Linked DNA regions of Homo sapiens: region 1 is linked to region 2. The links are chromatin contacts, found by Hi-C or POLR2A ChIA-PET in ENCODE. All regions are on one chromosome and are shown on one strand. Each heading gives the region's core, a stretch centred on a gene start or an enhancer-like site at or near the end of the contact. The rest is flanking DNA. Distances are from core to core; before and after follow the strand shown.

What was found. Hi-C counts contacts between places; a loop is a spot of excess contacts on that map. ChIA-PET counts read pairs that join two places held with the same protein, here RNA polymerase II (POLR2A). Pooled maps may share reads with other maps.
Region 1: a loop to region 2 is called in a map of PC-9, with 10 times the contacts of the local background. The contact joins the enhancer-like site here to the promoter of ZNF217 in region 2. A Hi-C loop is called at or near these places in 1 of 168 maps with a recorded cell type or tissue (PC-9) and 2 of 50 pooled maps. POLR2A ChIA-PET finds 5 or more read pairs at or near these places in 3 of 52 experiments (A673, HepG2 and activated CD4-positive, alpha-beta T cell).

The regions. Positions count from the first base shown.
Region 1 is chr20:54,131,086-54,134,718 of GRCh38, reverse strand. No RefSeq gene overlaps it. Among named protein-coding and RNA genes, the nearest start is that of CYP24A1, 41 kb to the left of the region's middle. Within about 2 kb of position 1,943, at least 12 of the 41 ENCODE cell types and tissues checked have a DNase peak (open chromatin) inside an H3K27ac peak, as active enhancers do; they include PC-9, where a contact is called at or near this core.
Region 2 is chr20:53,592,505-53,595,886 of GRCh38, reverse strand. It overlaps ZNF217 (zinc finger protein 217), which reads left to right and starts at 2,048. Exons shown (of 6, transcript NM_006526.3): 1 at 2,048-2,131. RefSeq lists silencers at 1,028-1,867, 1,958-2,037, 2,528-2,677, 3,098-3,337.

The DNA of each region.
Region 1 (3,633 bases), core at 694-3,193, 540 kb before region 2:
ACCATGAGGACACTCAACAAGTCCTATGGAAAGACCCACATGACAAGGAACTAAGGCTCCCTGCCAAAAACCAGGGCTAACTCTCCAGGCATGTGAGTGAGTCAACCTGGAAGTGAACCCCCCCAGCCCCAGTATGATCTTTAGATAACTATACTCATGAGATACCTACAGGCAGAATCACCCAACTAAGCCAGCCTGGTTTCTTGATCTACAAATGCTGTGTGAGATAACAAATTCTTCTTATTTTAAACTGCTAAATTTTTTGTTTAATTTGTTACACAGCAATAGATAACTCATACCAAAGGACAGGATATTTTCAAGGGAGTGATTTTAGTGATAAACCATGGATAAGGAGATGGATAAGGAGGGAAGAGAGAAAGTATAGGGAGGGAAGAGTGGAAGTATAGGGAGTGAAAACACAGTTGGGTGGATTATGATTGAACAAGATCCCAACTTCTCACCATGGCCCGCATAACCAGCTCCCATTGCTTTCTGACATAGTCCCCTATCCCCCACCCTCTTTCTCATGGAGCAGAGCCACACAGATTCTGTTGATGTTCTTGTTGTTTCTTTAATAAACCAAGCTCTTCCCTGCCTGAGGACTTCTTCCAATTGTGAGTCCTTTACCCAGAACACTCTTCCCTGCCTGAGGACTCTTCCAATTGTGAGTCCTTTACCCAGAACACTCTTCCTCTAGATCATTCCATTGCTGACTCTTTCTTATTCTTTAGATCTCAGGATAAAATTCACATATTCAGAGAGAACCACCTCATCTAATGTGGCCATCGCGCAACTCTCACAAATTATGTTACACCATCATCCCTTCTTAGCCCCTTCATATCCCATAGCACTGTCTAAAATTATTTTATTAGTTTGTCCATTTGCCTACTTATCTAGCTCCTCAACAAGAATAGAATAGAAAAAGGACCTCGTTTATCTTGCTCACTTTTGTGTTTTCAGGCATCTCAAATAGTGCCTTCATCATAGAAGGATCATCATAAATAGTGACTGTGTGAGTGGACAAATAAGAAGAAGCAAATAGAATAGCTTGAATCTGCTTTACACAACAGCACAGAGTACTGACAAGGAAATGCCAGTTAAACTGTAACTGAGCACAGTGAGAGAGCAGCCTCGAGTGGCTGAACAAAAGACACCTTTCACTTTGGAGGATCCCAAACTGCCATTCATGACTCAGCTCCGGGAAGGAAGACAAGCACAGCTAAACCAGATCCTGGCTTCTGGATGGAAATGTCACTTCAGCCACAGTAACAAGTATTCTGATATGACAGGAAGGAGGTGGGAAGGAATCCTGCATGTGACCATCTCTCTATCCCTACACTTTATCCAATCCTATTTAGGGAACTTCAGAAGCACCCCACTTTAGTTTGTCAGGACTTCTTCAGCCCTCTGAATATGGCCACATGGTGATGTCAGCGTTATCCGGGCAGCCATTTCTCCAGTTTTGTGGATCTTCAAAGAAAATTCCACTGAAACATGAGTGATCTCATATTCATTCGTTGCCATGCATTGCTTTATGTTCCATCCTAATTGGGCACTCTGAACCCAACATCAACACATTATTGGCAACTAAACCCACAGCAGCCTTGCCCCAATTATGAATTTATAAGCTTTTGACACACCACATGAGGCATGTTTAACCGTTAAAGACAAACTCAGGAACAGTTGGCTCTTATTCTCAGCTGCATGTTGCTCCATGACTGCAATTGGGCAACCCTAGACTTCAAAGGATGTGAAACCCGACTCCATCTCTTCGTGAATCACTATCCTTTCAGAGTAAATCCCAGCACATTGCAGAACCATTAAGACACATGTTTTATGTCTCAACCAGGGAAACAAATTCCTGTGTTGAAAATGAAACCATTTTCCCTCTTCCTGATGAAAGGTATGAGATCTTGTTTTGAAAACTGTTGCAGAGTAATCACAAATTCATCATCATATTTGGGAACTGGGATGATTCATAACCAGTCATTCTTAATAAGTGGCAGATTTAAGTAGCTCACAGTCAATTGTATAACAATTGGAAAGACTTCATTGCATCCAGCCTGAAACCACAGCTCTCAGGACAGGTCCCAAGAGTCACTTGAGTGGTGAAAGCAACACTTAGTATTGGACACTGGGCACAAATATGCAAATGATGGTTAAAGGAAGTGAAGAAATACACTATTTATAATGTTTATCACTTTTTTGTTTTTTTTTTCCTCTTCCTATATGTTGTAAGTAGTAAGCATTTATCTAAAAGAACCCTACCAAAAATCTTGTTTTCTTTTGATATTTAAGACCAATGCTCATATCCTGAAGAGGAAGTCCTGAGCAATTTTTCAAGTTTCAAAATTAAACCTGTCCTACCTGAATCTGACTCTTATTCACTAAAAAATAAAAAAGGACAGAAAAGAGCTCTCCATGATTCCAGTGGAAGTTTAGGGCCCTTATTAGGCTGAGAAAGGCTTCAAGAATCAGAGAGATACTGAGCAGAAGACAAAGAAGAAGACAGAAGACAAAGAAGAGAAAAGCAGGAGAGAGGAAAATGAGGAGAAGGAGAAGTGCTGAGCAGAAGAATAAAAGACAAGCCATGCAGAAGCAAAACAAAGCCAAAGGCGCTCCTTTGCTGACTGCGGGTGGATTCACTGACTCTGAGACGCCATGTGGCTCTGCCTGGAATCGAGGCTCTTGAGAAAGAATGCCCTAGTTGGAGGAGCGTGTCTGGGATCACATCAGCCCATCCATCTGTTTGTCCTCCCAACTAGATCCGTCTCTGCCCTCCTCTAGCCCCGAGAGGCTGCCTTCCACATGGGCATCACTGGGCTCCAGCTCCTTTGCCAGTGCCTACATTTGGGCTCAGCCAATGGAAGCAGGCACCAGCTGGATATCAGAGGCTGAGAAGTGAGAGAGATCAGAGCCCTGCCTCTATGGCCTCTCTGGCCACGTGTCTGGCACTGGCTTCCTTCCTCTAGGCTACAGCTCCTCCCAAAGGCCCCTCCTTCACTGCCTCAGTTTCACTTAGCATCTGCAAAAATTATTTCATCTTCTTGGCCCTTCAGGCTAAGCTTTCCTTATGACTTCGCACGGTGGTTAGTCTTGGGTGTCTCATCCTCCCTTGCTAGTTTTCTTAACCTACCCATGCCTTTAGAAATAGTAACTAAAAAAAATCTCTGGTTCTCCTCAAGGATCTAGAACCAGAAATACCATTTGACCCAGCAATCCCATTACTGGGTATGTACCCAAAGGATTATAAATCCTTCTAGTATAAAGACATATGCACATGTATGTTCATTGCAGCACTATTCACAATAGGAAAGACTTGGAAACAACCCAAATGCCCATCAATGATAGACTGGACAAAGGAAATGTGTCACATATACTTCACGGAATACTATGCAGCCATAAAAAAGGATGAGTTCATGTCCTTTGCAGGGACATGGATGAAACTAGAAACCATCATTCTCAGCAAATGAAAACAGGAACAGAAAACCAAACACCTCATATTCTCACTCATAAGTGGGGGTTGAACAGTGAGAACACGTGGACACAGGGAGGGGAACATCACACACCGGGGCCTGTCCGGGGGTTGGGGGGTTAGGGGAGGGATAGCATTAGGAGAAATACCTAATGTAG
Region 2 (3,382 bases), core at 799-3,298:
CTTGGTCATAGTTTCTTTGTTGTGTAGCAAGGCTCATAGTCATTTGTTTTCATAAAGTTAAATGAAGTTTCTTGTTTATGAAGTGTTTTTGGACTGTGTTTTAGAATGTGACAATAAGTTTAAAAAATATATTTTAAAGATAGGTATTCATCCTTTGTCAGAAAAGGAATCCTAATACTAAAAGTGATCAATATCAGTGGACTTGAGTGAAAAAAAATTCACCCAATTTAGTTTTTTAGTGCTGGCCTAAGAATCTACTGGCACTGCTAATTAATTGTGAGTAATTGATTCGCTTCCTTTTTAAAAAAGACTAACCAGACCATATGTGGGGTTAGTAGTTATATATAAAATGACAGCAAAACATGACACTTGGCAAATTCTTCCCCTTTGCTGAGCTGTCTTCTCAAATTCCTTTTCCTATTTATTAAGATTGCATTGCTCACCAGCTCCGGATCGTTTCTGTAGTGCGTTCTTTCTTTTGATTTAGGAAATAGATATTTTAAATGCTTTTCTTGATGTGTTTTAAAGTTTTTTCATTTTGGATATGCTGAAGGCCGGTAAAAACACAAATATTTGGCTATTTTGTTAGTAGCGACTTGCATAGATCCATTTCACATTTGCATTAGTTTGCATTTTGGGGTAGAAAAATTGTGGATGTGCTTGTTATGTCTATGGTTCCTCGAAGCTTATTTAAAATGGGGAAATATCACAGGCCTTAGGAATCAGGATCTTTTTTTTGTCCTTTTTTTCAGTAAGGAAAGAAAACATTTGGGAAACGCTTTAAATGAGTTGTGCGTAGGGAGGAGGGGAAAGGGTAGCGGTTTTTTTTTTTTTTTTTTTGTCCCTTTTTTTGTCCCCGGTTTCCTCCAAATGGATTTCTATCAAAACCAAGTAGATTCTTGGAACCTAGGCTAAGTTTAGAAATCTCAAGTTAGAATAGCGCAAGCCCAGCCCTTTCAGAAAAAAAAAAATCACAACAATTAAATAGCTTTCTGAAGATACTCATTTAAAAACTGTTTATCTTCTCGACCTTCCTCAAGCTTGAAGAAAATCTTTGGTGTTTTTCGCGCACAGCTGCCTTCTAACCCGCGAGCAACGGCGTTAAGGTTTTTGTTTGTAATTCGGGGTGACCCAGGGGTTCGGGCCGCGGGCCCCTCCCCTCGCCCGCGCACACCTTGCAGAGGAGGGGGCGGCGGGGACAGGGCCGGATCTGCGCCTGCGCACACCCTCGCGGCCCCCTCCCTCCGGCCTCCCCGGGTACCTGTCACGGCTACCGCCGCGGCGCGCGCCCGCCACGTTAAGCCGGATGGCGGGAGGAGGGGTGCGGGGCGGGGGGCGCGGGGAGGGTGGCACGGCGCGCGCGTGCGCGGGAGTCGCCGAGCGAGAACTGGGAGTGCGCGCGCTCGCCGCTCGCTCCCGTCCCGGAGGCGGAGTCGGCGGCGGGGGGCGGAGCAGGGGCGCGCCTATGCTAGTCACGTGGGCGCTGGGGCGGGGCCGGGGCGGTGTGGGGCGTGGCCGGGCGGCCGGTGAAGGCAGGGGGCGGGGCGGCCGGTGAAGGCAGGGGGCGGGGCGTCTCCGAGCGGCGGGGCCGAGGGAGGGCGCAACAGCTGCTCCCTGAACACTTTCTGACCCAACAGTCCCCCAGCGCCGGACGCGCCGCGCCCCGGCGGCTCTAGGGACCCCCCGCGCCTGCACTGTCCCCGCGCGGACGAGTAGGGGGCGCCCGCGCCTTTGCCCCCGTGCGCACCCCCGCCCCGCTCACCTTAGCCCCGCGCCCGAGGTGAGCCCGGCCCCTATATTCTCCGGGCGGGGGTGGGGGTGGGGGACGCTCCTTTTTTGTTGGGGGGGGGTCTTGGAGGCGCGAAGGCACTAGGCTCCTCGGCGGATGGCTGCACCCCTCGCCCGCGGCTCCCCGTGTCTTTTGGGGGGCCGGGTGCGGGCGCGGAATCCGGGAGGTGTCCGCACAAAAGGCTGAGAGAAACTCCGCGACGCCTCCCTCCCTCCCTCCGCCCTCCCCGCCCCCTCCCCTCCGCGCCCGCTCCTCCTCATTCAAACCCGGCCGGCCCGAGTGGTGTCAGCTCAGTCCCGGCCGCCGCCGCGCGAGGAAATGGCCGAGGAGCCGGAGCCGCAGGTAAAGGGGGCGCGCCCCCCGCCCGCGCCAGCCGGGGCGCCCGCCCGGTCCTGCGGAGGCTCCCGCGCCGCCCCCGAGGCGCCCGGCTCTCGTTGTCTTGTCCCCCCCCAGGATGACCTCAGTTCCCCGTCTCAGCTTTCTATCCGCTCCTCTAGGGCGCCCCCTCCCCAGCCGGCTCCTGCGCTTCCGCCCGCGGGAAGGTGCGGGCGATCCCGGGCTGCATCCGCTCTTGGCCGTCACACTCACGCCGCACGATTCAGAGGGGCTTGGGGTGCGGGGTTCCCTGAATCTCCGCCGGGAGCGGGGGTCTGCGGGGGTGGGCGGTGGGGGGCTGTTCCGAAAAGTTGGGTCGCCCCGCGGGGCGGGTCTCCCAATTTGCCCAGTTGGCCCTTGGGGCGCGGGCGGAGGGGGAACGTCGGCGTAGGGTCCCCCCGCGATGCCCGGGGAAGGGCCGGGGCAAGTTGGAAGCGGCCAAAACAATGCGTCCGGACGGGCATCCCCCCGTAAACAATGGCCGGGACGGTCCACTCGGGCCGGGCGGAGGGCGCCTCTAAGGGACCGCGGGAGGGGCTGGGCCTCGCCGCGGACCCCGACGCGCGCCCCGTGACTCCCTCGGGTGCCCAAAAATCTGTCCCCGGGAGTCTTGGGGCGCCTGCTCATCCCTGAACAGGGATGCACGGGGCTGCGTTTCCTGGATGTGTGCGATAAGGTGGCTTTTTTTTTCCCTCCTCTAATTTTAAAGATTTTTTTAAGTCTTAATGTTCTATAAACACTTAAAGAATATCTTTACAACTCAATTCTAGTGGAACACCCAAAGCCAGCTGGAAGCAGAACTGGGAACTCTAAAGGGCAGGAAGGATTGAAATGCTAGCCCAAAAGTGCTGCTGCTTTTTTTTTTCTTTTCTTTTTTTTTTTTTTTAAGGGAAGTTTCTGCCAGGAGGTGCCGAGTGGTGAAACCGCTCAGTTTCAGGCACAGCCCTCTTGTCTCTCGATTTGGCCCCGACTGCGAGCCGGACGGGATGGTGGAGAGGCGGAGGGCGCTGCTGGGGGCCCGGGAGGCTGGATTTGGGGCTGCCTGGGCGGTCCCGCCCGAGGGGCAAGACCCGGCACGCGGGGCGCGCGCCGGAACCTGGGTCCCGGGAGTTTGAGAAGATGTTCAGGGCCCGGGTTGGAACCCACATTTTGGGATTCTGGGTAGGGCCACCGAAGACGGGAAGGCGCTTTCTTGGGCGGGTGGGGGTGGGGTGAGCA